Regions from separate parts of the Homo sapiens genome. Here region 1 is linked to region 2. The links are chromatin loops, found by intact Hi-C in ENCODE. Cell type or tissue: CD14-positive monocyte. All regions are shown on one strand. Links, peaks and the distances in the headings refer to the core of each region. The heading gives the core; the rest is flanking DNA.

What was found. Hi-C counts contacts between places; a loop is a spot of excess contacts. Peaks named below come from ENCODE experiments on the same cell type or tissue, not always from the same donor. Only the 100,000 strongest peaks of a DNase experiment are listed, where the experiment ranks them.
Region 1: a loop joins it to region 2, with 4 times the contacts of the local background. A loop is called at or near these places in 20 of 110 quality-filtered maps.

What each region holds. Positions count from the first base shown.
Region 1 is chr3:51,926,381-51,941,926 of GRCh38, reverse strand. RRP9 (ribosomal RNA processing 9, U3 small nucleolar RNA binding protein) reads left to right here and starts at 23. Exons shown (of 15, transcript NM_004704.5): 1 at 23-146; 2 at 436-518; 3 at 3,723-3,832; 4 at 4,191-4,258; 5 at 4,341-4,382; 6 at 4,609-4,735; 7 at 5,372-5,496; 8 at 5,578-5,670; 9 at 6,235-6,335; 10 at 6,451-6,585; 11 at 6,668-6,730; 12 at 7,151-7,296; 13 at 7,376-7,455; 14 at 8,146-8,219; 1 more. The coding sequence starts at 60. The coding sequence ends at 8,421. RefSeq lists an enhancer at 13-661. In CD14-positive monocyte, for the core only: no CTCF peak of the experiment used is centred there; no DNase peak of the experiment used is centred there; H3K4me3 peaks cover 905 bases; H3K27ac peaks cover 524 bases.
Region 2 is chr3:52,113,820-52,129,444 of GRCh38, reverse strand. POC1A (POC1 centriolar protein A) reads left to right here. Exons shown (of 11, transcript NM_015426.5): 8 at 4,264-4,332; 9 at 6,968-7,066. Among named protein-coding and RNA genes, the nearest start is that of POC1A, 33 kb to the left of the region's middle. RefSeq lists an enhancer at 7,698-7,992. In CD14-positive monocyte, for the core only: CTCF peaks have their summits at 5,938 and 6,137 (motif pointing right); DNase peaks (open chromatin) are centred at 6,134, 7,464, 7,794, 9,444 and 1 weaker place; H3K4me3 peaks cover 3,691 bases; H3K27ac peaks cover 5,234 bases.

The DNA.
Region 1 (15,546 bases), core at 1-8,000, 180 kb after region 2:
TGGGAGGGTTCAGCTGCCACGTGAGTTCTGCGGCCGCTGCTACACGCCTGGTGGGCAGCATGTCGGCAACAGCGGCTGCTCGTAAGCGGGGAAAGCCGGCCTCTGGGGCCGGGGCTGGCGCGGGGGCCGGCAAGCGGCGGCGAAAGGTGAGCATGGCGCTTCTGAGGGCCGCGGTCAGCCCTGCTACTGGGACAACCGTCATCCCATCCAGGGGACCTGGGTCCCGGCCCTTCCCCAGCCCTTCGCCCTGGACCCCTGCTGGAGTCAGCTTCGTCCCTCTCTCCGCGGGCCAAATCCTAGAAAGCCGTTCGCTTAACCCGGGAACCACCGCCTTCCCCATTCCTGGGGTTCTGAGGGAACCGAGGGGGGGGGGCCCTTGGTCAATGCCAGGGTGGTCTGGACCCCTGACCAAAGAAAAGACCGTATAATTCCCAGGCCGACTCTGCGGGGGACAGGGGCAAATCCAAGGGTGGCGGCAAGATGAATGAGGAGATCTCCAGCGACTCTGAGAGCGAGAGGTGAGCTATTCTTTTCCACATAGTGGGAGGGAAAACTGAGTCCCATGGTGCACGGAAGACTGAGTGAGTCCGAACAGAACTGAGCCTAGAATCCAAGACTCTGTCCCTTGGCTCTGAGATCGTGGCTGTTTCCTTTAGTTTCTGGTCCTGCAAAGTCTTGTTTCTGCGAGGTCTCTGGGTGGGAAGGACCCTGGGCCCCAATCCGAGGCCATTGAGACCTCCTTAGGTTTTGGCAGGGACTGGACTGATTGAGAAATTGCAGGAAAACAGAACAAAGCTGTCAAGTATTTCTTGCATCCTTCTTCCCTTGCCAGTTTTCCTGCAATTTCACAATTACTGGGCTCCCCGTCTCTTAACATGCCAGGCACTGCCTTTGCTGTTGGAAGTGCAGAGATAGGCAGGCGGGTGAAGAGAGTGTGTTGTAGTGAGGTGTGTATTTTATAGTTGTGTGTTCTGGGAACAGAGGAGGGACATTTAAATAGGGTCTTGAGAGATGAAGAGGAGTCTCTCACGGAGAGGTAGGGAAGGCATTCAGTGATCAGAGGAAAGTCTGAGGTGTAAGTGTGCCAGAATGGGCAGTAGAAAAGATGAAAGGGGGCTGGGCCTGGTAACTCATGCCTCTAATCCCAGCACTTTGGGAGGCCAAGGCGGGAGGATTGCTTGATGTCAGGAGTTTGAGACCAGCCTGGGCAACATAGCGAGATCTTGTCTGTACAAAAAAAAAAAGTTAGCTGGGTATGGTGGTGTGCACCTGTAGTCCCAACTACTCAGGAGGCTAAGGTTTGGGGATCCCTTCCCAGGGAGTTGAAGCTGCAGTGAACTATGATCATGCACTGCTCTCCAGTCTGGGTGACAGCAAGATCCTGTCTCTAAAAAAAAACCACACACAAAAACAGGAGGACTGGTCATAAGTGCATGTAGATTGTAGAGGGCTTTGGATGCCTCCCTCATTTCTGCAGGTGATGGGTGTGGTTGCTTGCAGGTTTTCAAAGGGTCAGGCATGGTGTCAGGCCTGACCCTGTGGGTTGGAGGCTCTTGGACCAGAGAATCCTAGTGCCTTCCCTATGAGTTGACTTTAGAACTCGCTTCTAAAATTGAGTATGTGTTGCCTTAATTTGCTCATGGAAAGAATGTACTTTTTTTTTTTGTTTTTGAGACAGAGTCTCACTCTGTTGCCCAGGCTGGAGTGCAGTGGTGCGATCTCGGCTCACTGCAACCTCTGCTTCCCAGGTTCAAGTGATTCTCCTGCCTCAGCCACCTGAGTAGCTGGGATTATAGGCCTGCACCACCATGCCTGGCTAATTATGTATGTTTAGTAGAGATGGAGTTTCACCATGTTGGCCAGGCTGGTCTCGAACTCCTGACCTCAAGTGATCCGCCCATCTTAGCCTCCCAGAGTGCTGGGATTATAGGCGTGAGCCACCACACCCAGCCATTAATGTACTTTTCTTAATCCGAAGGTTATTGTGGGTGAGTGTGTGCCAGGCTAGTGTGGGCTAAGTGCTTTTAAATATTTTTAGAATGTTGTGTTGTGAAGTGTGTTAGATACAGAAAAGTGAATGAGATATATTTGCACTACAGAGAGTAATGGTAAAATGGTAAACCTCTGTACACTTACTTACCACTTAGGTTAAGAACTAGAACATTTGCAGAAACTTAGAAGCCGCAACTGTCATTCCTAACTTGAGTTAATCATTTCTTTGGTTTCTTTGTTCTTCTTTTAAAAAATTAACATTTTCCATTTAGGTATAATTTACATATAGTAACATGCCCTTTTTAAAGTTATAGTTCAGTGAGTTTTGACAAACACACACAGTTGTGTGACCACCTCTACCCTGAAGGTAAAGAGTTTCATCACCCTCCAGAACTCCTCCTGCTCCTTCGTAGTCAGCCCCTCTCCTTCCCCCCAAGTCTCTGCTAACCACTGCCCCTAGAGTTGTGCATTTTCTAGCATGCCCTGTAAATGGAATCATAGTGTGTACTTCCCTTGCATTTCTTTAGCGTTCTGTCTCATGCGTATGAATCCTTCAACAATAGATTAATTAGTTTGGCTAAATTGAGTAGAAGTCCGAAGTTAACACAGGTCCCTTGGCTGTGTAAGGGAAGGGCAGCACTAGCCCTGTTGGCTGAAGGCTTGCCAGGCACAGGGCACTAAATTATTTCTGGGGCATGGTCCAGCTTTGGCTTTCCTGAGAGTTTTCAAGGTCCCTTCTGGGGAAGTCAGGGGCAGGTTTACGAGTGAGTCTTGGGAAACACGGTTAGGGGAGTGGACAGAGACTAGATGTCTTCAGGCACATGATCAGAGGGAGTGGGCTGCCTTGGATTCTCTGTGTCTGAGTGCCCATGACCTACCCCCAGCTCCCAGGAGCAGGTCAAAGCAGCACCTGTCTTTGGGTGAAGTGAGTACTCTCAGCTGGTCCGGGGGCTGGGGCATGGAGGGGAAAGCCGTAACTTCACCAGTAAAGGCCAATCCCCAAACAGTGAAGGTTCGCTTGGAACCTTGTTCCCAGGGTAAAGGATGGTGCTGTGGTGATGACAGTCCTGGTGTGTCTGCCTGGTGGGTCCTTGGATCTGATCCAGACTGCCCCCGTCATGTCTGGGGATAGTGTCACCCTTTCTGCTCTCTTGTGTCGCATCTCTGGTTTCCGGTATCCCTTGCCTTTCTCTTTCCCAGTTTACCCTCTTGTTTGGGAGCACAGCTTCTATCCTTCCTAAAGAAAAAGAGGGAGAAAATTCCATGGCACCTTGCACACCTGGCAGTGTCGTCGTTGATTGTTTGACTGGGCATGGCATTTTAGGGGTCAGTGTATTCCTCCAGAGCTTTGTGTGTGAGGCTTCTTTGTCTTCTTGTTCTCAGTATTGCTGTTGAGATGCCTGCACATTTTGATTCCTGACTCTTTGTATGTGACCTGATTTCTTTTGGAAGCCTGGTTTCTCTTGGAAGCCTCCTCTTTCCCCCAGAGTTGAGAGGCTTTAGTGATCTCTTTGGGATTTGGGTCTGTTTCCACCCCTACGTGGGGCACTGAGTGGGGCCTTTTAGTTTGGGGAGTCACATCCTTCAGTTTTCTGCAGTGTAGTCACCGACCATGTGGGCTAGCAGGGAATAGGGGAGGTTGGATGGCAAGGTGAGCATCCAGAAGGCACGATCCTAGCGGTCAGAGGAACAAGGTGAGCCCCTCAGACCCAGCCCCTTCCTGCCCACAGCCTAGCTCCAAGGAAGCCTGAGGAGGAGGAGGAGGAGGAGCTGGAGGAAACTGCACAGGAAAAGAAGCTGCGCTTGGCCAAGCTCTACCTAGAGCAGCTCCGTCAGCAAGGTGAGCCAGTGGGCAGGCCAGCCATGGGCAGGGCTTCTGCCTGTGCTGGTCTGCTGCCCGCCGCTGCAGCCCCAGCCACTTGATGGGTGACTGACATGGATTCCCAGTGGGTGCCCAGGCTGTCAGTGCTGGCTGCCCTGTGGGGGTGGCCAGAAGCTCTCATGGGCCTCCTGGGGAGCCCGCAGGGGGCTGATCTGATAAGTAAAGGCAGGAGGAAACCCTCCAGCTTGCCCTCCCCTCTGCTGAGGCAGCTGGAGCTTCCTGCATTATCCAGCCCTGGGGCAGTGGGATGGGGACAGGATGGAAGGGAAAGAGGGGTCTCAGCCTCAGTTTACTTGGTCTGGTCTGTCCTGCACAGAGGAGGAGAAGGCTGAGGCCCGTGCATTTGAGGAGGACCAGGTGGCGGGGCGCCTGAAGGAGGATGTGGTAAGTGTGGAGGGAGAGTTGGGGGAGGACGGGGGTGGAGCTGATCTGCTCCCAGGGTCTCATCCATCTCTTCTCCATGCAGCTTGAGCAGAGGGGCAGGCTGCAGAAGTTGGTGGCAAAAGAGGTGAGTGGGCATGGTATTTTGGTATAAGGTTGGAGGGAATTGGGGGCCCCACTTGGAACATGGTGGACACTTGGGCCTATCTGGTCAGGTAAGGATCTGGTTGTTGTAGCCTTGGGTCTTGTTTTCCTTCTGGCCTGGGTGGGAAAGGCCAACACTACGCAGTGGGGTTGGTGAAGGTAGTGCCTTTATGCCACTAGCCACAGTGACCTGGCCCCTGTCTGCCCAGATCCAGGCCCCAGCCTCAGCTGACATTCGCGTTTTACGGGGGCACCAGCTCTCTATCACATGTTTGGTCGTCACCCCCGATGACTCAGCCATCTTCTCTGCTGCCAAAGACTGCAGCATCATTAAGTGTGAGTGAGTGCCTGGGTGGGGCTGGAGCCCCCATGGCGGATCCGGGAGGGCTGGTCAGGGGAGTGGGAGTGGTCATGGCAGGCTGAGCCCTGAAGTGGGGAAGTCTCTGGAGGCAGGTTTGCTGCCCTAGGAGTGCTCTCTGGGTGACAGTGAAAGCTGCTGCCCGGCAGTGGGGCTTATGAGCTCCCTGTCCCTAGAGACCTTTGGGCAAAGTCAGGATGATGATTTAATGGGAATTAATGCTGCAGGTAGGTGGTTGGACTAGAAGACATTTGAGGCTGTGCAGTCCTGGGATTGAGTGCCCGGTCCTCCTGGGTTCCCATCCGTTGCTGGCTGACCAGCGGTTCCTTCTACACCCGCTGTAGTAACAGAAGAACTCACACCATCAATCCCAAAGCCCTTTTACATCCCTTCTCTTTTTTGGGCTTTGTGGCTGCTGTTTGGCACTAATGTCCCTCTTCATAGATGAGGAAACTGAGGCAGCTTGTCCGGAGGCTCACGGTGGCTGAGCCAGGTCTTCTGGCCGAGTCCGGGACATTTGCCATGGCTCTTTTTTCCATGCTGCCCCTTGAGGGGGGTTGCCAGCCAGCCCTATCCCCCCATCCCAGTAGCTTCTCCCCCACCCCCAACTGCAGGGAGCGTGGAGAGTGGACGGAAGCTGCATGTGATTCCTCGAGCCAAGAAGGGTGCCGAGGGAAAGCCCCCTGGCCACAGCAGCCACGTCCTCTGCATGGCCATCTCCTCCGACGGCAAGTACCTTGTAAGGCCAGGTTGGCCCTGGGGGCAGGCGGGAGGTCTGGTGCATGGTGGGTGCCTGTGATCATTGTCTTCATCCCTGCAGGCCTCTGGTGACCGCAGCAAGCTCATTCTCATTTGGGAGGCCCAGAGCTGCCAGCACTTGTACACCTTCACAGGACACCGGGATGCAGTGTCGGTGAGGAGCTGGGTCTATGTCAGTGGATCTTTAGTGGGCACATGCTAGTGTTCTAGGCTCAGTGCTGGCCTCTGGAGTCTCTGTCCTCAGGGAACCTGCATCCTGGGGTAGCGAGTGGGTAGCGAGTGGTGCTGTAAAATACATAAATGGGCTAAAGGGATGGGGAGGAGCTGGGGGAGACCGGGCCGAGCTTGCTCAGGAATCAACGAGGGCCTTGAGAAGCCGCCTCTGGGCGGGATGTAGCGGCTCTTGCCTATAATCCTAGCACTTTGGGAGGCCGAGATGGAGGATCATCTGAGCCCAGGAGATGGAGGCTGCAGTGAGCTATGATCGCACCACTGCACTCCAGCCTGAGCAACAGAATGAGACCCTGTCGCTAAAAAAAATAAATAAATAAAAAAGACGTCTGCATCTGCTCAGGGGCAGATGGGCATGTGGGCAGTACAAAATTGCCTCACAGCACGTGCCACATGGCTTGCTTTTTGGGAAGTCCTCCCTGGGCCTGACCTGTCTCTCGCCTGCTGTAGTCCAGGTCCCCTTTGCCCTCTCCCCATGCACCCTTAGGGTCTGGCATTCCGCAGAGGCACCCACCAGCTCTACAGCACATCCCACGATCGCTCCGTGAAGGTGTGGAATGTGGCAGAGAACTCCTACGTGGAGACGCTGTGAGTGTGGATGGGAGAGGGTGTGTGGATGGTGTGAGAGAGGGTGTGGGAGTGTGTGCCCGTGAGTTCATGCAGTACCCCTATCCCCACTATCCTGCTCTGCCCGGCCCTCTAGCTTCGGACACCAGGACGCTGTGGCTGCACTGGATGCCTTGAGCCGGGAGTGCTGTGTGACGGCTGGGGGCCGGGATGGGACTGTACGTGTGTGGAAGATCCCCGAGGAGTCCCAGCTTGTCTTCTATGGCCACCAGTAAGGTGGCCTGCCATGCCAGTGGGGGCTACATGGGCTGGGGGTGGGCTTGGGCCACGCTCCTCACAGCCCCTTTCTCCAGGGGCTCCATCGACTGCATCCACCTAATCAATGAGGAGCACATGGTGTCCGGCGCGGACGATGGGTAAGAGGTCCTTTGGATGTCTCTGGCCACGGCTTCTGCTCCTGAGTGCTGGCTGTCCACGGGGCCCTGAGCTTGCCTCAGGGCACCCCCAGTGGGGGAGCTGTTGTAACCTCTTTTCATGGATGAGGATGATGAGGCAGAGAGCTCAGATGGCCTTGTCCGGGCTGTGTGCCCTTGATCCCTTCCTGTCATGTGGCCTTTTTTCTTTTTTTTTAGAATTAAAAAAAATTTGTTGTGGGTGCTTAGTAGGTGTACGTATTTGTGGGGTACTTGAGATGTTTTGATACAGGCATGCAATATGTAATAATCACATCATGGGAAATGGGGTATCCATCCCCTCAAGCATTAATCCTTTGTGTTACACAGGGGGCCTTTTCTGCCTCTGGCCCCCTCACTGCTGTATTCCCTCCCTGTTTATAGCTCTGTGGCCTTGTGGGGTCTCTCCAAGAAGCGACCACTTGCCCTGCAGCGTGAAGCTCACGGGCTGCGGGGAGAGCCAGGCCTGGAGCAGCCCTTCTGGATATCGTCGGTGGCAGCCCTCCTCAACACAGACCTTGTGGCCACAGGTGGGTGCCCTGAGAGGCAGGGAGGAGGGGTCGCCGGGTGGGCCGGTGCAGGGGTTGCTCACTGTTCCAGTCTCCCCAGGCTCCCACAGCTCCTGTGTGCGGCTTTGGCAGTGTGGGGAAGGCTTCCGGCAGCTTGACCTTCTCTGTGACATCCCCCTGGTGAGTGAGTGTGCTTGAATGCTCAGCCTGTCTCTGCCACACTGCCTAGGCCCCTGGAGTTAGCTCTTTAAGGTCTTTCTTCCTGCCAGAAGGGAACCTTCTCAGGGCAGGGCCAGCTCCTAGCACAGGGCCTGGCAGGAACCCTCCCCACTTTCCCTCCTCTGCTCCCCTTCCTATCCTAGGCCCTGTCCAGGGTGCTGGGGTACAAGTCAGGGAGCAGCATGGGGAGAGGCATGGAGGCCTGGCCCTGTGATGAATTCTGTACTGCTGGTGCCAGATTGGGTGCCAGGCTAGAGGGTGTGGACCTCACTGTCCACACTAGGGTGACCTGGGGGAGGGTGGCAGGATCTGTCAGTGATGTGTGCTGAGAATGCAGGGTCTAGGTCAGTGGGGACAGTCATGGGGTCTCCAGGGCCCCACCACCAGGAGCCAGCCTCAGGCCATACTGGGTGTACACTGCCTCCTTCATCCTCACAAACTCACTGCTAGCCCCGTGCTCTGCTTACCCCCATCTCGCAGATGTGGAGGCTGAGGCCCTGACAAGTGAAGGGCTGGCCTGTGTCACCAGGTGGCAGGAGGCAGAGCAGGGATTTAACCCAGGCCTGATAAGGCCCAGCCCTTGACTGTGATGCTGAGGACGGTGGTGGCGGGGGGCGTTCTAATGTCTTTCCGTGTTGTCTTTCTGCTCAGGTGGGTTTTATCAACAGCCTCAAGTTCTCCAGCTCTGGGGACTTCCTGGTGGCTGGGGTAGGGCAGGAGCACAGGTATGTGTGGCCCTCGAGGGTTCAGGTAAGGTGGTGCAGGCTGGACAGCTCGGTGGAAATGGGGTGGAGACTGGGCCGAGTCTCAGCTGCGTCTTGCACTCCCTGCAGGCTTGGCCGATGGTGGAGAATCAAAGAGGCTCGGAATTCTGTCTGCATCATCCCACTCCGCAGGGTCCCTGTACCCCCAGCTGCTGGTTCCTGACACTCTTATCCTCCTTATTTAAGTCCTTCCCAGGCTATGCCCCACCCTCTTTGTATTAAAAGCCTCCTCTTTTGGGCCTTGTTTCTTGTAGCTTCTTGGTGGGGGTGGGGGTGCATGAGGGACTGGGTGGGAGGCGGCCTGGGGAGGGACAGGACTCCAGCAGTCTCCTAGCTCTGCCCCTCTGCTAGCCTGAGGGCTGTTATCCTTTTCCAAAGAACTTGGGATGGAGACCTCAACTGGCTCCTGGCTCCTGTCCCTGCGTGTCCTGCACGACCTCCTCAGGCTAGCTGCCTGCCACTGCTCTGGGTGGTCGGGGTCAGAAGCTACTCACCCCTCAGCTCAGAAGCCAGGGCTTGTAAGGGCTGGTGCTGGGGTCAGGACTGGACTGTAGACAGCGGACCTGCACATCAAACTGGCTTCGCTTCCTCTCCCAGGTCAGGTCAGGAAGCTGGAGGGGACAGACTGCCGTGAGGTGTGGGGGTCAGGAGTGGGAGTGGGACCCTGCACTGGTGGGCTTACTGTTTGGAGACAGGGGTCCAAGTTGGGAAGAGCTCTGTCTTTGGTCTGAATGTCAGAACCAGGACCTACCTGCCAGGACCTACCTGCCAGGGAAGTGAGTCAAAGGAATGCTCACTCTCTCTGATTTCACAGAGTGGATAGCTCCCTCCTGCTGTGGGGTGAAGCCAGCGAGGAGGAGGTAGAGGTGGACTGGAGGTGTAGAGGCACAGTGAGGTCCCCTCCTATCAGGAAAAAGGAGAAGGGGTGTTAAGGGAAAGCCCCGTGCCCATGGGGCCCAACAGCTGAAACTGTGAAGGAGTGGTGTGGTCCCCTGAGAGACGAAGCCACAGGGCTCCCCTTGACCCCATGCTCACGAGGCCTCCCCCTCAGACTGACCTGTGTCTGCGGTTAATCTGGGACCAGAGGGGTCAGGTTCAGGCTGAGCCTCTGAAAAATCATTTTTTTTTGAGACGGAGTTTCAGTCTTATTGCCCAGGCCGGAGTGCAGTGGCGCGATCTCAGCTCACTGCAACCTCTGCCTCCCAGGTTCAAGCAATTCTCCCGCCTCAGCCTCCCAAGTAGCTGGGATTACAGGTGCGTGCCACCACACCTGGCTAATTTTTGTATTTTTAGTAGAGATGGGGTTTTGCCATGTTGGCCAGGCTGGTCTCAAACTCCTGACCTCAGGTGATCCACCCACCTCGGCCTCCCAAAGTGTTGGGATTATAGGTGTGAGCTACTGTGCCCAGCCTGAAAAATCCTATTGCAGATGAGAAGATGTTGGTAGAATTCACTCACTCCTGTGTCCCGTCCCAAATTGAGCTCAGCAGTGTCATAAACACACCTGAAAAACACTGTAAACAACCCAGAGAAGCCCCTGAAGGAGTGAACCCTTTCCTAAGTACATTCTCATCAAATGAAAACGAGGACTCCGGATTCAAAGTGAAGATAACTTCTCCCATGGTTTCTATTCTCAGCCTTGCTCCGTCGGGGCTTCCTTGCTTTTGGATTCTTGAGCAGGGGCTGCTATCAGCAAACCCGGTGCCTTCAGCCTCTCCTAGGACCCTTCTCCTCACCTCCACTTTGGCCAAAATCTGCCTGTTCCAGGCAGGTTGCATTCCACCCAGCTTTCAGGCTGAGATTGAGTAGGTGTTCTCCCTGGCTCCTGCATCTGTTAGCTATTGCTGGGTGCAAACCATCCTAAAACTGGCTTAGAACCACTAGTGTGCATGGGTCTGCAGGCCAACGGGGGGTTTCTTTTCTTTTTTTTTTTTTTGAGACAGAGTCTCGCTCTTGTTACCCAGTGTTACCCAGGCTGAAGTGCAATGGCGCAATCTCAGCTCACCGCAACCTCCGCCTCCCAGGTTCAAGTGATTCTCCTGCCTCAGCCTCTGGAATAGCTGGGATTATAGGCATGTGCCACCATGCCTGGCTAATTTTGTATTTTTAGCAGAGACGGGGTTTCTCCATGTTGGTCAGCCTGGTCTCAAACTCCCGACCTCAGGTGATCTGCCTGCCTCAGCCTCCCAAAGTGTTGGAATTACAGGCGTGAGCCACCGCGTCCAGCCCAACTGGGGGTTTCTTCTGGTCCCAGCTGAGCTTACTCATGATTTTGCAGTCAGCTGTGTGTTTGAAGCTCTGCTGACCTTGACTTATCTATGTTTGGAGGTTGGCTGGCAATGGACACACTGGGAAAACTGCACTTCCATATGTGGTTTCTCATTCTCCAGCAGGCTAGCCCACGCCAGGAGAGAAGCATGCAAGTCATCTAGAGGTCCGGGCTTGAATCTGGCACTTCTATTGCATTCAGTTGGCCAAAGTGAATGGCAGGCCATCCTAGATTGATGGGAAGGAAACTTCATCTCTTGATGGGACTGACTGCCATGTCATGTTGTGAAGGGCAGGGAATCCACATAGTTTACTGTCCAGTCCAGAACATCACTCCACCTTTCTCCTGCCAGAGCTACGCTCTTCTTACTCCTGAGTCGGCAGAGGATGTGCTAGAGGGCAACCTCAGACTCTGATGGTGCAGTAAGAGTCAAGGATGAACGACCAGACCCTAGCTCACTGGCCCCCCCTTTTTTTTTTTTGAGACAGGGTCTTGCTCTGTCATCCAGGCTGGAGTACAGTGGTGCGATCTCAGCTCACTGCAACCTCTGCCTCCCTGGTTCAAGTGAGTCTCATGCCTCAGCCACCCAAGTAGTTGGGTTTATAGTCATGAGCCAGTACACCTGGCTAATTTTTGTATTTTTAGTAGAGAAGAGGTTTCACTATGTTGGTCAGGTTGGTCTTAAACTCCTGGCCTCCAGTGATCTGCCCACCTTGGCCTCCCAAATTTCTGGGATTATGGGCATGAGCCACAGCACCTGGCCGCCCCCTGGCCACTATTAGGAGGTTGGCATGACAGATGAGCAGCCAATATCCACTCTTCCCTCCTGCCTGAGAATGGGCCTAGGAGTACAGTCTGAACCTCTGAGCCACCCAAATCACTGCCATTCTGGGGGAATCTACCATCAATCCTAACTTCAAAAGGGAAACTAGAAATCAGGGAGGTGAAGGCAATAGGGCTGGCAACTCACCTTCTTTCCACAAACAGGAAGGATTGAGGCCACTTTATGGAGATGGTGACAGTAATATGTCTTCGATACCTGTTGTGTGGTCTGCCAGGTACTCATTCCCATTTCCTTCTGAAAGTGTAACTCCAATTTCTCTTGGAAAACTATCCCTTGTAGCATATCCATCCTTGTAGCATATCCATCCATCCATCCATTGTAGCATATCCATCCTTGTAGCATATCCATCCATCCATCCATTGATCCATTGATCCATCCATCCATCCATGCATCTGTCCGTCCAACAAAACTTGGTTGTGTTCCAGTGATGCCCCAGCTCCTGGGGATACAGAAACGAACAAGAAAAAGTTCCTGCATTCAAGAAGTCTACCCTCTGGAGGTATAAAGCATGTAAATAATCAGACACAATGCAAATCCAGATGATTAGTGTTAATGAGGAGGTCAAGCAGAGTGAGAGGACAGAGACTGGGTAAGGTCTCTGGAGAAGTGACATCCAGTGAGACCTGAATGATGGGAAGACCTGGGGGAAGAGCACCCCGAGTCTTTAATCATCTGTGCAAAGGCCTAAGACAAGAGAATCTTCCTCAAGAAGCCACTTTCCGGGGCCTCTTGACTAGAGAAGTGTGTGGACAGAAACCCCAGGCAGAGGTGAGTAAGACAGAAGGGTAGCTGGTGCAGGACGGGTTGGCTGCCAGCTAAATGCCCTGCCTCTCTCAACCCCTCTTACTCTACCACGTCTCTGTCTCATTTCTCTTCCCCACCCCTACCTTTCCAGTGCTGGCTCTTCTGGTTGCTGTCCAGTTCCCAGTGCTGAACACCACCTTCCCCAATGTGGAGCTTCCTCATTCCCAGCCCAGTCACTTCCTGCTCACCCCCACCTCTTTCTGGGGACACTGGGTACAGGGAAGCACAGTGACAGGACCTCTCCCTAGGCATGGAGAAAGGGTCTCGGGACTTTAGGGCCTTGGGTCTCCTTAGAGAAGCATCTGGTCCTCTTTTACTTTATAATATTCATTCATTCAATGAGCATTTATTTAGTACTTGCTCTGTGCTGGCACTTTTTAGCATCTGGGGACACAAATGAGGAAATACTCAGATTCTGCCAGCAAGGAGCCAGAAGAAGGAAGAGACCGGCTAGCAAAGGTGACTGCATAAGATCAGGTGAGGACCACAGGTGGATATAGATCAGGTGGAGATCTTTAAAGGGGGCCACAGGGCTTCCCAAGGTGCAGGATCCACCAAGTAAACTCCTGGGTCCTCCTGGGAGGCTGCTGTGCCAGGGGCTGCATGTGAGGGTCACTAACCTCGGGATGGGGCTGGGGCTGCTGCAGAAGAAATGCCTGAGGCAGGGGCTGAGGGTTGCCTTAGAACAGCCCATTCCCAGGAGACCTGCGTTTCCTCCTCTGCAGGCCCTGGGGCTGGGAGCACATGCAGAGGGCTGGTCCCACTGGAACCCTCACTGAGTCCTGCTTTCTTCTCCTTTTTCCAGCCCTCCTTCAAGGGGCCTACTGAGAACCTCTGGAGGAAACTCTGGTAGAGGAGGTGGAGAATTGGTGGGGGTGGGATGGAAGAATGGTACCCTAGGATGCTGGTACTTCTGTGCTCAGCGCTCACCCACAGTGGCCCTGAGGGGCCTGTGTCTTGCTCCCTGTGCTGCATCCCTTACCCCAGCTCCAGGAGGTTCACTCCACCATGCTCGCCCCAGCCCCCTCACCCAGCGCACCCTCCAACCTCCCATTGGATGGCATCTTCCTCTGCTCCTCAGCCCCTGGGGTGCCTCCTCCCTGCCCACTGGCTAGAGGCTGAGCTGGTCTTGGTGGTACTCAAGGCCCCAGCGCTCACCCTGCCTCTAGAGTCACCTCATCCACGAACACCGCAGCCCCTGGGTCTCCCCTGTCTGGGCCTCCCTCCATTCTGGGCTCCAGCTCTGTAGTCACCCTCGGCTCCAAATGTGGGATCTTTTCTGTGCCCTTGGAGTGCAAGGACCTTCATCTCTTTGCTTCTCATATAGACCCAAATAAGAGGATCATGCTGGGTGGGGTGGCTCATGCCTTTAATCCCAGCACTTTGGGAGGCTGAGGTGGGCAGATCACCTGAGGTTGGGAGTTTGAGACCTGCCTGACCAACATGGAGAAACCCTGTCTCTACTAAAAATACAAAATTAGCTGGGCATGGTGGCGCATGCCTATAATTCCAGCTACTTGGGAGGCTGAGGCAAGAGAATCTCTTGAACCTGGGAGGGGGAGGTTGCGGTGGGCTGAGATTGTGCCATTGTACTCCAGCCTGGGCAACAAGAGCAAAACTCTGTCTCAAAAAAAAAAAAAAAAAAAAAATCATGATTGTTTTGAGTTGTTTTTAAAATTTACACACAATAAACTTGTTTGGTGCGACATATGGGGTTCTAAATTTTTAAAAATTACTGTGCAGTGAAATTGACTTTTTTAGGGAATGTACAGTTCTCTGAATTATACATTATAACACATGTATAGATTCATGTAACCACCATCACAACCAAGATACTGAATAGTCTGTTACCCTAAAACAATCCCCTTGGTACCCCTTTGTGGTCAGACCTCCCCGATCCCTAACCCCTGGCAGCCACTGAGCTGTCTTTTTGAGAATGTCACATGAATGAAATCATATAGTATGTAACATTTTGAGACTGTCTTTTTCAACTCAGCATAGTGTCTTTGAAATTCATTCACATTTTCACATCCTTTTTCCAACTGAGTGGTATTCTATTGTATGAATGGATTCCAGTTTGTTTATCCATTCATTTTGTGATGGAAATTTGGGTTGTTTCAAATTTTTGGTACTATGAATAGAGCTACCATGAAATCGGGCCTGGTGGCTCACACCTGTAATCCCAGTACTTTGGGAGGCCGGGCGGGTGGATCAGGAGTTAGAGACCAGCCTGGCCAACATGGTGAAACCCCATCTCTACTAAAAATACAAAAAATTAGCCGAGTGTGGTGTCAGGTGCCTGTAATCCCAGCTACTCAGGAGGCTGAGGCAGGAGAATTGTGTGAATCCAGGAGGCAGAGGTTGCAGTGAACCAAGATGGCACCACTGCACTCCAGCCTGGATGACAGAGTGAGACCCTGTCTTAAAAAAAAAAAAAAAAAAAAAACTACTCTGAATATTCATGTACATACTTTTTCACTTCTCTAGGTTAAATACCAAGAAGCCAGATTGCTGGGTCATATGTTGAACTTTATAAGAAGCTGCCAAACTATTTTCTGGAGTAACTGTACCATTTTGCATCCCCACCAGCAATTTATGAGACTTCTAGTCACTCCACATCCTTTATAACACTTGTTATTATCAGTATTTAAAATTTTATCCATTTAAATAAATGTGTAGTGGTATCTCATTTTAGTGTTAGTTTGTATTTCCTAGTGGATAATGATGTTGGATATCTTTCATGTGGTTATTTTCCATCTGTGTATCTTTGGTGAAGTATCTGTTCAAATCCTTTGCTTATTTAAATATTATGTTGTTTGTCTTTTAAGAATGTCAAATAGCCGGGCACGGTGGCTCACGCCTGTAATCCCAGCACTTTGGGAGGCCAAGGTGGGCGGATCAGGAGGTCAGGAGATCAAGACCATCCTGGCTAACGAGGGGAAACCCCATCTCTACTAAAAATACAAAAAAAATAGTTGGGTGTGGTGGCGGGCGCCTGTAGTCCCAGCTACTCGGGAGGCTGAGGCAGGAGAATGGCGTGAACCCGGGAGGTGGAGCTTGCAGTGAGCAGAGATCGCCCCACTGCACTCCAGCCTGGGTGACAGAGTGAGACTCCATCTCAAAAAAAAAAAAAAAAAGAATGTCAAATAAATGGAATTATACAGCATATAACATTTTGAGACTGGCTTCTATTACTCAACCTAATGTCTCTGAGTTTGTACAAGTGGTTGTGTGTATCAACAGCTTGTTCCTTTTCACTGCTGGAATTACAGCAGTTGGTGTATCCATTTACCCTTTGAAGCACATTGGGTTGTTTCCAGTTTTTGGCTATTACAATTAAAACTGCTGTGAACCTTTGTGTACATGTTTTT
Region 2 (15,625 bases), core at 2,972-10,971:
GGATACCCTGATGCATGAAGAGTGATTGATTAAATAAAAGGAATAAGCCATCATGAGGGTAGAACAGTCTCCAAAAACATGTATCATATCTGGCTGCTGGCAATGGTAAGAAGAGACTCTTCAAGCACCTATGGTTTGGAAACTTTATTTTATTTTATTTATTTTTGAGACAGAGTCTCGCTCTGTCGCCCAGGGTGGAGTGCAATGACATGATCTCGGCTCACTGCAACCTCCACCTCCTGGGTTTAAGCGATTCTCCTGCCTCAGCCTCTCGAGTAGCTGGGATTACAGGTGTGTGCCACCGCCCCTGGCTAATTTTGTAGTTTTAGTAGAGATGGGGTTTCGCCATGTTGACCAGATTGGTCTCGAACTCCTGACCTCAAATGATCCTCCCGCCTCAGCCTTCCAAAGTACTGGGATTACAGGTGTGAGCCACCATGCCCAGCCTGGAAATTCTAGAATGCACTCTCAAACAACCAATGGGCTGAAGGGGAAATCACAGTGGAAACTAAACATTTGGAAGTGAATGACTGAAAATGTTGCATACTGGAAACTTCCAGGATCTATTGAAGGTGTCATCAGAGGCAAATTTGTAGCCTTAAATTGATTTATATAAAACCAAAAAAATTGAAAATACCTGAATTAAGAACTCAATGCAGGTGACAGCAGAAAGAATATAGAGAAAGAGAGGACCTTTTCTGTCTAGATCATGGTGTTTGAGGAGCACTAGGGCAGGGAGGAGAGAGCCTGGAAAGTTAGCAGGGGCCGAAGTAATCTGGGGCCTCCAAGGCTAGGCCCTGAAGCATGTCAGCAGTGGACAGTCTCTTCTACAGTACATGTTGGCTTTGGCCCACAGCAGAGCCCAGGTGTTCTCTGTGCTGTCCTCTGAGTGCCCTGGGCTGCTAGGCAGAAGAACAGGAGCCTTCGTGGAAGGTACCTGGAGCAGGGGCTGCGTGGTCCTCTTGGTAAACAGGCACTGTTAGGGAGGACTGCAGATCCACACAGCTTATCACTCGCTTCATCCCTGGAACTTCCTGGGGTTTGGTCTCGTAAAGGAGCGCTAGCACTTCTTATCTGCAGGGCTCCCAGTGCCTGCGCTCTGGTCCTGACCCCTGCTGAGCTGAGTGTTTTGTTGGTTCTGCTGCTGTTGCTGCTGCTCTGACTCCACCACCTTTTCCCAACTTGGCCTCTGGTGGTTGAGTCATGACATGAAAGGAGAGTGACCTGCAAGTATTTTTCCCTTAGTTGCTGTGACTTCTTGGAAACCTGCCATCACTCAGTGAGCTCTGGGCAGGCAAAAGGCCCATCTTTTTTGACATTCCATGTACTGGTTTCCTTCTCTTTTCTCTGTTTCCTCTTTGTTTTTCCTCACAATGAAAGTAGTTTTGTTGTTTGGTGTTCGTATTAGTGTAGCAATGCCATATATTCATTATTAAAAAATTCAAAGTAGGCCAGGTGCGGTGGCTCATGCCTGTAATCTTAGCATTTTAGGAGGCTGAGGAGGGTGGATCACTTGAGGCCAGGAGTTCAAGACCAGCCTGGCCAACATGGCGAAACCCCGTCTCTACTAAAAATATAAAAATTAGCCGGGTGTGGTGGAGGGTGCCTGCAACCTCAGCTACTTGGGAGGCTGAGGCACAGGAATCGCTTGAACCCAGGAGGCAGAGGTTGCAGTGAGCCAAGACTGTACCATTGCTCTCCAGCCTGGGCGATAGAGCCAGACTTTGTCTCAAAAAAAAAAAAAAGGTTTGTGACTGGGTGCAGTGGCCCACATCTATAATCCCAGCACTTTGGGAGGCCGAGACGGGCAGATCATGGGGTCAGGAGATCGAGACCATCCTGGCTAACACAGTGAAACCCCATCTCTACTAAAAATACAAAAAAAATTTAGCTGGGCGTGGTGGCGGGCACCTGTAATCCCAGCTACTCGGGAGGCTGAGGCAGGAGAATGGCGTGAACCCAGGAGGCGGAGCTTGCTGTGAGCCAAGATCGCACCACTGCACTCCAGCCCGGGCAACAGAGCGAGACTCTGCCTCAAAAAAAAAAAAAAGGTTCAAAGTAACGGAAAAATGAAAAATTTCTAAGAATCAAGTAAAAGTTACCTGAAATTACCTCACACCCCTCTGTTAACCCCTTGGTGACTGTCCACCTGAAAGGGTATCTGAGTGATGGATGCCCTGCCCTCATCCTGCAGTCAGGCCCTGCATGAGCAGGGGCCACACAGCCCGTGATGTCTTACACTTGGGATTTCACCCTCACTGATGTTATTGGGCATTGTTTCTCTGTTAGTAAAAGTGGATCTATATTATCCTGGTTAATGGTGGCTTAGGATTCCCAGGGCTGCTGGGAGTGGGGCATTCCTGGGCCCTTGCAGCTCTACCTGTGTGAAGAAGGCAGGAGGGCAAGTGTAGGCCAGAGGCTTTGTCTTTGTGTCCTCTCAGGCTTTGTTCCCTGCACTTGGACATGGCACCCTTAGGAAGGGTAGTGTGATTAGAATGTGTTCCCCAAAGTTCATGTATTAGAAACTTGATCCCCAGTGTGGGTTGTTGGGAGGTGGGGCATAATGGGAGATGTTTGGGTCCTGAGGCCATGCCCATATATATGAATTAATGCCATTCTTGCAGGAGTGGGTTTGTTACCATGGGGTGGGTTTCTTATAAAAGGATGACTTTGGCCCGCTTTTCTTTGTCACCCTCTCTTTGCCCTTCTGCCGTGGGATGACTCAGCAAGAAGGCCCTTGCCAGATGCTGGCCCCCGATCTTGGACTTCCCAGCCTCTGGAACTGTGAGCCAATACATTTCTGCTCATTATGAATTACTTAGTCTCAGATATTCCATTATAGCAACAGAAGTGGACTAAGGCAAAGGGTCACCGCACAGACTGTCCTTTCAGGATTCAGTGGGTAAATGCAGGTGCTGTGCTCTGAGCGCCTGAGTGCTCGGTGTTCACCAGTGTTGTACTTGCTTTTTTCGTCAGAGGTGTTATGAGCACCTCTGAGAGGAAGAGCCGAAGGTGGACTCTGGAAGCATGGGTGGGCATACTCCCTGCTGTCCAGTGTGTCTGAGGCTGAATGGCACCTCTCAACCTGCCTGTCTCTCTGGGAGACAAAAGCTGCCTTCCTCCATGGCCTCGAGGTCCCTTTTCCCTCCCAGAACTTGGCTGGTCTTTTCTGGCATTAAGTGGAAGGCGCCTCCCAATGTTCCTCTCATTGATGAGTCAGCTGTAGATGTGCTGCCAGAGCCCATCTCATGGGCAGTTGGGGCTCTTGCCGCTCCCTGCACTGGTCTGGGGGGACTGAGGTGGACTTGGTGACAGTGGCTGTGCTGTCTTCTAGGAGAGAACCTCTTTTATCTGATTTTGCTTGGGAATACCAGGTACTGGCCACAGTAAAAGTTCGACTGGGAGGAAGAGATGGTGGTGGCTGTGGTCATGGTGTCGTAGCTAAACAGATCCTTACTCTGAGCACCTTTCTGGGATGGATTTTAGGTATGTGGGGAAGAACCCTCCTTTGCTAGGAGATCATGCATCCCCCATCTCCCCCGCCCTGGACTGCTCTCCAGCCCTTGGAGTGCGGCCTGGCGTGTGCCTGGCATTCCCCTTCAGATGGTCACGCAGACCTTCAACATCTGGGAAGCCAGAGTGGGCACATCACTACCCATGGCCTGAACATAAGAAAAGTGAATGCACATTAGAGAGACGTGTCACATTGCTCTGCTGCCCAAGCACCTTTGGAAACCTCCTTCCTGTCACCTGTGCCTTGAACTATGCCCTGTCTGCTTGAGCCATTGGCTCTTCCTTGGAGATCCCTATTTCTCTGGTCAGCAACTGTGCAGTGTTGGGGAGATGTTGGGTGTTAGGGTTGGTCTGGGTCAAAGGGACCAAGTTCTGGTCTCAGTGCTGTGGCTGGGGTGACTCAGTGCATCTCTCTGACCTGTGGTTTCTTACTGGGAAAGTGGGGACAATGAGGCCAGCCCTGGAGGGCTGCCAGTGCAGACTGTCCCATTCACTCATCTCTGTCACCCACATTCTCATAGCCTGGACTTGTCCCTGTTGTAGTGCTCAGGAACAGAAGCCTGAGCGGTGGTGCTTGCACCTGGCTGCAGGCAGGCTCCTGGGCTACAGGTTACGGAGGACTGTGGGCTGAGTGGGCTCTCGGTCCTTTATCCTGCTGCTGCTTTCATTCAAGAACGTCTCGTTTTCTTCCTGTGCATTTAGAATGGAGAATGACCTTTGATGTGTGTTATTTTTTGTTTGTTCTGCCAGGGACCAGCCACCACTGTTGCCTTTTCAAGAACGGGGGAGTATTTTGCTTCTGGAGGCTCTGATGAACAAGTAAGTAAAGAGTAGTCGAATGGAATGGTGAAGAAGGGAATCTGAGCTGATTTCTGCTCAGAACCAAACAGGGTGTTTGGGGGATGGGCTGGGTTTCGCCAGCTTCCTTGGTGGCTTTCAGCGACTAAAAAGGCCCTGATGGCGCTTGGGGTGGGGTTGCCCAGATCCAGGGGCCTTGCCACTCCAGAATGGGCCTCCTGCAGGTGCCGACCTCATGGCTGCATCTCAGAATCCTCACTGCTCAGGCTAGCGCTTAGTGGAAGGAGGCTGGGCTATGGTTGTCGTGAAAAGTTGGTTTTTTAGTTATTTTCCTGATTCCAAATAAATAGATAATGATTATTATTAATATGATCTTACTTTAGGCCTGGGAATATGGCCAATGTGACAAGAGCTTCATACCTCATTTAATTCTCGTGACATCTCCATGTGGGAGATGAGGCCCTCTGATCTCCCCGTGCGGTAGATGAGGAAACTAAGTCCCAGCAGATGCTAGAGCTGGGGCAGGTACTGGGGCCTGTCTCACTTCAGAGTCATTCTCCTGCCCTGGGAGCCTCTGCTCTGTCATCTGCTGCTCTTTGCTCCCAGCCCCCTTGGACACTGTTTGAGGGGTCAGCATTTTCAGTATTTTTGGCTGCAGAGAGAGGACATTGTGAAGAGGTCCTATCCCACCTTGTCACCCTCTGCTCTGAGGCTTCAGCCTGTCAGCCCTGGTGCCTTGTGCCCTGACTGCTAACCACCAATGACCTGTCTCCTGGCAGGCACCCTGCTTCTGGGGCCTAGTCCAGACCCTGGCACTGGGGAGGCCAGGAGCACTGAAGAGTCTAACCATCAGCAGTCTTTCTCCAGTGTCCGCATGGTCCTCTTGTCCAGAGAACCACAGCCCCTGATGAGGAAAGGAGGAAAGGGTGGCTGTTCTGTGCCACTGTTGACCTGATGGATGGCCGAGAATGTTTATTCCACTACTGCCCAGTCTCTTAGTTCTGGCTGCTCAGCCTAGAAAAGTCCTATTGGCCTATACGAGTCCTGGTCTCAGCCAAATCTACCAATTTTGGTTGAGTCTCTTCCAGTAAGGCAGAGGGTAGTTGGAGGCTCTTTGACCACAGCCTGGGTTAGAGACAGCAGGCATCTTCCCACACCAGCACCAGTCCTGCTCTAGCAGACGAGGGAGGAGGAAGGCAAAAGTGACTCCTGAGCCTTCCCTGAGCGTGAAGCCTGGCTTATTGCTTAGAAGACAGGGAAACTGGTAACTTCACACAGTAAATAGAGTCATGGTAGAATCAAATGACATAGTAGGAGAGGCAGCCTGGTGGAAAGTAGGTCCAGCAGCGCTGCCATCAGCTCCCAGGCTTCCTGTTTAATATCTACTCTGAGCTTTTTCAGAGTGACATTGGCATTGTCTATTTGCATTCATGATAGCCACTCTACTGTTAGGAATTTATTCAGCAGTTAGATTTGCAGTGACATGAAGACCCTGTAAACAAGGGTGTGTGTGTGCTAACATTCTGTTTCTAAGGTGATATGTGCACGACCCTAGACGCCATCCATCTGGGAGAGGAAACAGTGGAGCTGCTCAGACAGTGGTGAGGAGCCTCCTGAAGAACGAGGCTCACAGCTGCGTCCTGACAGACAGGGATGGTGTCCAGGGCATATGGAGTGTTCATCTTGTGTGGATACGGTGGTTTTTCTGTGGCCTCAGGTGACCACTGGCCACACACTCCCCAGTTCTCTTGTGACACCCAAGCCAGCCATCCTGGAAGTGGCCCTGGAAGCACACCGTCATGCATGGCCAGCAGCCTCCAGCAGGGAGCGCTCTTGCTCCCCAGCCAGGTGCCTCCCTCAGCTGTGTTCAAGGAACCGAGGGACATGGTCCTGCTGATAGGAGGACACCTGGAATAGGATGTGTTTTTCATGGCTGAGTTAGCCTTGGGATGACGAGTGTGTTGCTGAGTACTTCCTGTGTGCCCGTGTCCACCAGGCTGTCTCCTGTGAGCCTCACAGCAGCCCCATGAGATGGGAACTAGGCTTATCCCAGTCTCGCAGATGCAGGAACTGAGGCACAAGGTTGAGTCCCTTGCCTTAGGCCATTCAGTAAGGAGTGTTCTGGCCTGGAGGCCATGTGTTAACCACTTCTCACAGTGTAACAGGCCAGGCCACCGCCCGCAGGAACTTCTATTTTAGTTCAGAGGCAGATGATAAACAATGAAAAGGGGATTAAATAACTCCCTACTCTGATGCTATGAAGGAAATAAATAGAGGGCTATGATAAACATTCACAGAAGGCCTCTCTGAGAAGGTGGTGCTGTTGAAGCAGACACTTCAGCCTGCGAAGCAGCCAACCCCATGAAGCTCGGGCCTGTGACACCCTAGGGAGGTGAACCAGCAAGTGCGAAGGCCTGGCGGTGCCACGCCGTGGTAGTCCATCCTGGTCACATCCAGGTCCTCTTGAGGCCTGTCCACAAAGCCTGCTCCCCAGGGAGGTGGGGTAGGTCCCGGAATTGAGTTGGGGTGTCAGGTGGGGACCACTATCCCACCATGGCTCAGAACTTTGGGCATGGCCTCTGAGCCCATTTCCTCAGTGAAGGACTGGCAAGGGGATTTTCTTCTCCTGACTTGGTGTGCCTGTTGGTTTTGGCAGGTGATGGTTTGGAAGAGTAACTTTGATATTGTTGATCATGGAGAAGTCACGAAAGTGCCGAGGCCCCCAGCCACACTGGCCAGCTCCATGGGGAATCTGGTAAGTGGCTTGGCAGGCATGTCCTGAGCTCTGTGACTCTGGTGGGCTAGGTCATGGTGAACAGCTCTGGGCTTGGAGACGGTGAGGGAGGAGGTTTAGGCCTGTCTCGGGAAAGGGACCCTAGCAAGATCTTCTCATTTACCAAATACTTTGGAAGTTGTGGTGCTTTGTTTTCCATCTAGAGTGAACGAATAAGACACAAAGAGGCTGTTACAGCAAGCTGCCGGGTGCCCCAGGCCTGTGCCATTTGGTGGGAGCGTGTTGCCATGGCATATGGTGCTGTTTGATTGAGGCCTTAGGAGACAAGGGACCCGTCCCATACTGAACCCTGGGTCACAGGACCCAAACGTGGGGCTCCTAGAGGGTTCAGGGCCTGAAGCCACAGCTGGGACAAGTGGGAAAGGCCCAGCCCTGTTGCTTTCACTTCCCTCCCTTTTTTTTTCTAACCATGGAGAGGAAGTTCCTCAGCCACAAACCATTTTTAGTACCTCTGTTCGTAAAAGAATATTCAGTGTTCCTGAATTTAAATAGTTAATATTTTTGATAAATATTTGGGGAAAAAAATTGATAACTGATACAGTCTCATTAAATAAGGTCATATTCAGCTTGGGCTGAAATAAATGTTAAAGCCGAGGTTGTGGAACCTTGAGGGTTTTAAGCTCCTATGGCCACAGGCTTTTTAGATGTCTCTCCGTTGGACCATACAGAGAGTGTGGCCTCCCCCACACGGATACTGGCCCAAACAACAGGAAGCGGCTCGCCCAAGGCCTCCAGCGAGTCAAGGCTGGGGCCCAGAATAGAACTAGGAAGCCTCCTGAGTCTATCCTGGGGCTTCTGTGGCTGCAGCAGATAGACCCTCCATCTCCCCACCCCAACACACACACATGCCCCCGTTTTGTGTCCTGGTCTGCCTCTAGGCATTGGCCCAGTTGGGATTTATGGTTTTTCTTACAAGGGTTGCTGTCCTGGCTGGTCTCTTGGCTGTCCTCTGTACTTGCTAATCTGTGGCCAGTTTTCAGCTTTTGGGTTTGTTGGGGGATGACTGGGCTGCATGATGCACTGCTTGCTGCCAGTTCATCTTCCACCCAGAAAGGCATTTCACACTGCAGGGTTGAGGCCCCCTGGGACTCAGCAGACCTCTAGGTCCCTGCCCTCTTTCCTGTGAATCCCTCTCTATTAGGCACTTCTGGTGAGCCATAGCCAAGGCCTTTTATGCTCGCTACCCTGTTTATTCCTTATCTCATCAGAATGAGTGGGTAAATATACTGCTCAATTCACAGATGAGACACCTGGGGCTTAGTCACCTTCCCCAGATGCCTGGACCTGGGGGCCCACCAGGCTGATGCCTCTGAGCAAAGCTAGAAACTACAGGTGGCAGAGGACTGCTGGCTGCTTTTCCCCATTTCAAGGGAGGGCCCTGACATCTGCCGCTTGGGAGTGGTTAATATCTACCAGCTGGGGGAGAATCCCATGTTCTTGTAGCTATTAGGAAAATAACTTGGATGAATTGCTTCTTGTTCCTTTGGTCCTGGCTCAGCAATGGAGTATGGAGCACCTTTGCTTCCCAGAGCTGTGGGTGGGGGATCCCAGCATGGCAGGATGGGGCATGAGTGGGTGAACAGCTCAGCAGTGCTTAGAGCAACCACTTGTTCCCATACTATCTACAGACTCACGTTGGAGTTGTAGTCACAGCTCTGCCCACTGGCCCTCACTGTGTGGGCCTCAAATAGGGGAAAGGATGTGGGTCCTGGGGTCAGAGAACTGGGTTTGAACCCTGGATGTGTGGCCCCAGGCAAAACACCTGGTCTTCCCAAACCAACATTTCCACATAGTACCTGAATACGCCCATAGGCAGGCTCTGATGAGAGCTTTGAGACCCCCACCAAGTGACTTGTTAATCCTAAAATCATTCTTGGTTCAGATCAGACCTCTTTCCTTATTTGTCATAAGCCCCTCTGAGACCCTGAGTGGATGTAAGTCCTCTTCCAGACACACTTTCACTGACACACACATGCCATGTGGTGTCAACCTTCAGGACTTCTCTAATCTGAGGACTCCCAGGCCAAGAGGAGAGCTAGGTTTTTAGTTTGTTTTGCCTTGTTTTATTGTGATACATATATATATATAACACAAAGTTTACCATTTTAACCATTTTAAGTGTGCAATTTGGTGGCATTAAATATATTCTCAGTGTTGTGCAACCATCACCGTCTATTTCCAGAAGATCTTCATCTTTCCAAACTGAGGAGAGCTACTTTTTATAACACTGTTCAGTAGTTCGGTTTTCTTCTGAGATAGGAAGGGAAGCTGATGAGTGTGCTCTCGCCCTTCTTGCCCAAGGGCTTCCCTGGCACCGAGACCGTATCTGGGGACTGGTTCTATGGCTGGCCAGAGTGACTCAACCCCATAGGGAGCCCAGGAGCACTGCAGCCATGTCTCAGGAGCTTGTGAGTCCGATGAGCCTCTGTCCCTCCAGCACTGTCCATGTACTGGCCTTCCCAATAACCCAGGGTTTCTCACCCTCAGCACTATTGATATCTTGGGCCAGATCATTCTTTGCTGTGGGGGGCTGTTTTGTGCATTGTGGGATATTTAGCAGCATCCTTGGCCTTTACTCACTAGATGCCAGTAGCATCTTCACCCTCCCACCAACCCAAGTTGTGACAACCAAAAATGTCTTCTAGGCCAGGCATGGTGGCCCACACCTGTAATCTCAGCACTTTGAGAGGCTGAGACTAGAGGATCGCTTGTGCCTAGGAGTTCAAGACCAGCCTGGTCAACACAGCAAGATCTCGTCTCTACAAAAAAATTTAAAAATTAGTTGAGCATGGTGGCACTCCCCTGTAGTCCTAGTCACTTGGGAGGCTGAGGCGGAAAGATCACTTGAGCCCAGGAGTTGGAGGCTATCGTGAACTATGATCATACCACTGCACTCCAGCTTGGATGACAGAGTGAGACTCTGTCTCTGGGAAAAAAAAAAAAAAAGTCTTCTGATGCTGCCAAATGTCCCTCTGGTGGGCAGAATTGTCCCCAGCTTAGAATCACTGCAATAAGTCTTGCCTCAGCGGGGAGCCCAGAAAAGAAGCTGACCTAGCAGTGGGAGGAGTGTGGGAATGTGTCTGGAGATGGGGCTGTCTTAGCAGTGGGAGGAGCACGGGGATGAGGTGGGAGAGGCCCTGGGCATGCGGACGAGGACTATTCCAGCAGCCTTGAGTGTGAGGACTCTGTTCAACTGGGCCAGATTTGGGCTTCCACCAGCAGCAGCAATAGTGGCCCAGGTGTCTCAGCCTGGGTTTCTAACAGAAGTCATTTTGTAGGAATCTCATTTGGTCGCAGTCTTCTGGAGGTGATGGTAAACAACCAAAAAAAAAAAACCTTTTGCCTTTAGCAACTACTTGGTTTTCTTCACTTAAAAATTGGAGAGTGTTTTTGCCTTTCCTGACTAAAGGTTTTCCTGGCTCTGGGAGAATATCTGGTCAGTGGTTTGGTGGCTGACCAGTGTGGCTCGACTTCTCAAAGAGCTCATGGGCACCATAGCCATGCCCCAAGAACTCATGAATCTAATGATCCTCTGCCTACATCAGCTCTGTCTGCACCCTGGGCCTCAGGCCCTGAAGCCTTGTGAAATACTCCTGGGCATTTGGGGAATCTAGGAAGCCCATCGGGCAGGTGTAGGTGTTGAATTCCTCACCATGTCCCCATTCCAGCGTAGCAGTCGAAAGCCAGAGGGGCAGACCCTGCATGGACCCCTTACTTTACTTACCCACTAGCAGACCACGGCAAGGGCAGCCCTGTGAGCCTATGATGGTCCTTCTGCCCAGGAAAACCCCCTGCCCATGACCCTTTCTCTGACTGCAGTACTTCAGCTCTCAGATCTTGGAATGAAGGTTGTCCTTGAGCCCACTCTGAATAGAGCTCTGTTCACTGCAGAGCTATTTTCAACCTCTGGTTGAAATTCACAGCTTATTTTTAGGCACATTTCATGTTGAAAAGCAAAAGCCATTTCCCAGCCATTCAGAATGAGAATAATGGGTTCCATTTTCCCTCTATTCTTGGCTGAGTTGTGCATGAGGAGGGATTTCAGGGCTTGTGGCTGGGGAACCTTCTCTACTTAGAAGGTTGCAGATGAAGGATTCCAGGCCATGCTCTGGGCTGAGGGTGGACAGAAGCTCCATGTTCAGCCTTGTGACATGCTACAAGGCTGGGGGAAGGTTGGAAGAGCCACTTGCAGGCAAATGAGCACCTCCCAGAGGGGCTTGAGGGTGGGCAAGGGATGGGAGCCCCTGGGAATTGTCTGCATTGGGTGCCCGTGCTCGTGTTTTCAAGGGTCTAGTGCTTAGCTCTGTTCCTGCCACAGCCCTGGCCCCTCTATTCTTGTCCACCCTCTTGCTGTCTGTTCTTTGGGGCCTGACCCCGAGGCATAAAGACCCCTGTATCTTGGCTGATCTTGAATTTAACACCTCCCAAACCCCTGCCACTATAGGACGGACTTCTGCTCAACCACAGAAGCATTTTTTAACCACTTTTTAAATAGCAAAAATGCATTTGCTTGATTGACTTATTTTTGCCCTCCTTCCAAATGTCTGAGGGCCCATTATGCAATGGGGAAGAAAGGTTGCGCTGGGTGGGGTGGGAGGAGAACACAGAGTTCTAGGTAATTCAGTGAAACGGGAGGAAAAAAAAACCCACTTTCTGAGTTCTAAGGGTTGGCTGCTGTCCGGTTCACACATTAACCTTGAGTTCTAGGGCTGAGTGCTTTTCTCCACTCACCTCTCAAGATCTCATTTTAAGGAGGAAAGCTCATCTGTGGTTAAGAGCCTGGGTTCTAGCTTCCAGCCAACCTGTGATTAAATCCTTTCTCTACCCTGCCTGGGGTGTGGTCCTAGGAAAGTGGCCAGACGTCTGTGAGGCACGGTTTTCTCTTCTGTCGTTTGGGGAGAGGCTGGGCCCTCCTTCGTGGGATTTCATGCGTGGTGCATCTGCCTGGCACATGACAAGTGCTCATCAAGCTTTAGCTATTTTTTTTGAGTCAGGGTCTCACTCTGTCACCCAGGCTGAACTACAGTGGCGCAATTGTGGCTCACTGCAGCTTCAACCTCCCAGGCTGAAGCGATCCTCCTGTCTCAGCCTCCTGAGTAGCTGGGACTATAGGCGTGTGCCCCCACACCCAGCTAATTTTTTTTTTTTTTTTGAGACAGAGTCTTGTGCTGTCACCCAGGCTGGAGTGCAGTGGCACAATCTTGGCTCACTATAATCTCTGCCTCCTGGATTCAAGAGATTCTTGTGCCTCAGCCTCCCGAGTAGCTGGGAATACAAGCGTGCACCTCCACGCCTGGCTAAATTTTGTATTTTTAGTAGAGATGGGATTTCACCATGTTGGCCAGGCTGGTCTCGAACTCGAGAGCTCAGGTGATCCACCTGCGTTGGCCTCCCAAAGGGCTAGGATTACAGGTGTGAGCCACCGCACCTGGCCTAATTTTTTAAATTTTTTGTAGAGAAAGGGTCTCCCTGTCTTGTCTAGGCTGGTCTCAAATTCCTGGGCTCAAGCAGTTCTCCTGCCTCTGCCTCCCAAAGCATTGGGATTATAGGTGTGAACTACCACGCCTGCCCCACCAAGCTTTAGCTACTTTAAAAAGGGTTCTTTTCCCCTCCCTGACTGAAAGCCAATCCAGGAGATTATGTGTTCAAAACTTGCTGGGGTGAGGGACAGTGGGCAATAATGGGAGCACTTATAATTTTCCACGTTGACCCCTCTCTGCAGGTCATCGTAGTGAGGGCCAGTGAGGTTTCTAGACCCTTGCAGGCATCAAAATTGTGTTTCCTGATGGCAGACCCAAGTCCCCTGTGCTCCCAGATGAGAGAGCAGATCTGTGAGTGGGTGGAAACAGACTTGTCCTTCTGCCACAGGATTCCTCAGGACAAGATGCCCAGGATCCCCAGAGCCTCAGTGCTTGAACTGTCCTCTGGAAGAGGGAGCTGGGTCAGTTGAGAACATCTGAACTGAGCCTCATCCGTGCCGAAGGATGGTCTATTTCTTCTTCCTAGTTCCTCTGATACTGAGAGTAAAGCACCAGCCACCTCCTGTGCTTGTCCTTAACCTCCCACATTTCCATTTTTGGGGCACTGCCACAGGGGTGGGCTTCACTTAGGGATTTGTGGGACCCTGATTCCTGGCCCAGAGATTCTTGGCACTAGATCTTCCCTTATGCTTTGGATCTGGGGGTCCTGGGTGCCTGTGGATTTTTAAGATCTGGGTTCTCACTCCAGGTGCCTTGCCTGAGGAATTAGAGAGTTGGAGAAACAGGGAGAGGAGACCCATTTCCACCTCATCTGCCTCATAGATTTTTTAAAATTATTTGTATACATTTCAGAAGTACAAGTGCAGTTTTGTTACCTGGTATATTGTGTAGGGGTGAAGTCTGGGCTTTTAGTGTAATCATCACCCAAATAATGTACATTATACTGGTTAAGTATTTTCTCATCCCTTGCCTCATAGATTATGTGTTAGTCTGCTCAGGATGCTATAACAAAATACCATAGACTAGGTAGATTATAAATATAGAAATTTTATTTCTCACAGTTCTGGAGGCTGGGAAGTCCAAGCAAAGCACCAACGGGTTTAGTGTCTGGTGAGGGTTTGTTTTCTGCTTCATAGATGGCTCCTTCTCACTGTGTCCTCGCGTGGTGGAAGGGGCTAGCTAGATCTCTGGGGTCTCTTTCATAAGGGCACTAATCCAAACCTGATGGCTCCACCCATATGACCTAATCACCTCCCAAAGGCCCCACCTCCTAATACTATTACTTTGGGGTTAGGATTTCAACACAGGAATTTTGGGGGACACTAGCCCTCAGACCTTGCAGCAGATTTGCTTCTCATTTGGGAGGACTTGGGTCGCTTAATGAGAACACAGATTTATGGTTTGGCATTCACTTTCTGTAGAGGGGAGAAGTGTGGGTTCAACGGATTCTTAGCAAGAGCGGTGTTGTAGGTGTTTGGAGCAGGAGTGAACCCCAGATTTATATGTCTTAGAGAAGAGCCTCTCCCTTCTCCACTTGACCCCAATCCTGGCACCTAATTTTTTCAAGACCATTAAGGTTGGTAGGATGCAGTGACTCACGCCTGTAATCTTAGCACTTTGGGAGGCTGAGGCAAGAGGCTGGCTTGAGCCCAGGAGTTCAAGACCAGCCTGGGTAAAGTAGTGAGACCCCCATCTCTTAAAAAAAAAAAATACTATTAAAGGGAACTGTTGGCTTCCTGCCTGCTGCAGGCAAGTCAGAAGATGCCCAGGCAAGTTACCCAACTTGGAAAAGGCATGGCTTCATGGAGCCCAAACCCCCGACGCCTCAAGCTGCCCGTGCCCTTGGGCTCAGGGCATCTCTGGGGGTCAAGATGTGCCTGTTAATGTGTTGTGGCTCTCACTTTGCTCACACCCTTTGGCTGAATAGCTGGCATTGCCCACAGTCCTTTTTATCGGTGTGAATGAGAGCTTGATGGAAATGGCAAAGCAGACCCTCTTCTAAGGGGCACCATTCCACCTCGTGTGGCTATTGTGGGGCTTTACCGGGGCCAGGCTTTATGGGATGACTTGGGAACAGTGGGGACTTTCTTTTTCATGTTTCCTAGGACTTACCAGGTGGCCCATCTCTGGCTCCTGGGGGAAATTCATTCCTGCCCCCTATGCCACACAGAGGAGGAACTTTGAGCCCAGAGGTGACCTGCTGGTGAATAGCCTGGGCCCCAGCCAAGTCCTTGTCTCTGGGATTGAAGTGCAGGAACGCTAATAAGAGACCCCTGACTGGAAAAGAGCAAGGGGGAGTCTCCTCATTTCTCAGTGGGAAAAAGGAGCCCAGCATCCTCACCCCTGGGACAGATAACCGTGCCTTCCCCTGTGTGTGTGCACATGCATGCTCATGTGTGGACCCCTGTCAGTGCTGCTTCAGGGTCTCCTGGTGTCTACATTCCCACAATGCTCTGTCAAGTGCACCTCCCTTGTACTCATTCATGTAATCCCCCTGCAGACCCTGTTGTTCCAGTTCTGTGGGGCGTCTCCGGTTTACATGGGATGTACTGGGGCTGGGCACAGCATGGGGGATGCCAGGGATCTGGCTAGGCACCTTCCTGGTATGAGAAAAGGCAGCTTACAAGCATGTCTTTCCTGGAAAGGATTTTCAGGCAGCCCCACTAGGAAGGTGGAAGGTGGATACTAGAAACTTCTGGCTCTGGGAACCACTTCCAGAACTTAGTTGGCAGTAAGAGCTGCGCTGCCCTAGTATGCTGGTCTGAGCAGAGGCTGGGACCCAGCCTGAGGTGGCGTGTCTCCTGTAACCTCACGCAGGTTGTCTCAATTCTCTGCACCCCGATTTCTCCCCAGCATTCTGCATTGCATCCTTTGTGCATTTTTCATTTCATGGGCTCACTCTGCAAAAGACCTTCCTGCAGAAGAGAGGCCACAGCAGCCTTTGCTTTGGGTGGCAGAGGCCTCCAGATAAGATGCCCCCTTTCATACTCGGGTTGCATTTTCCTCCACCTTTATCTCAATAGAATTCGTGGAAAGTGCT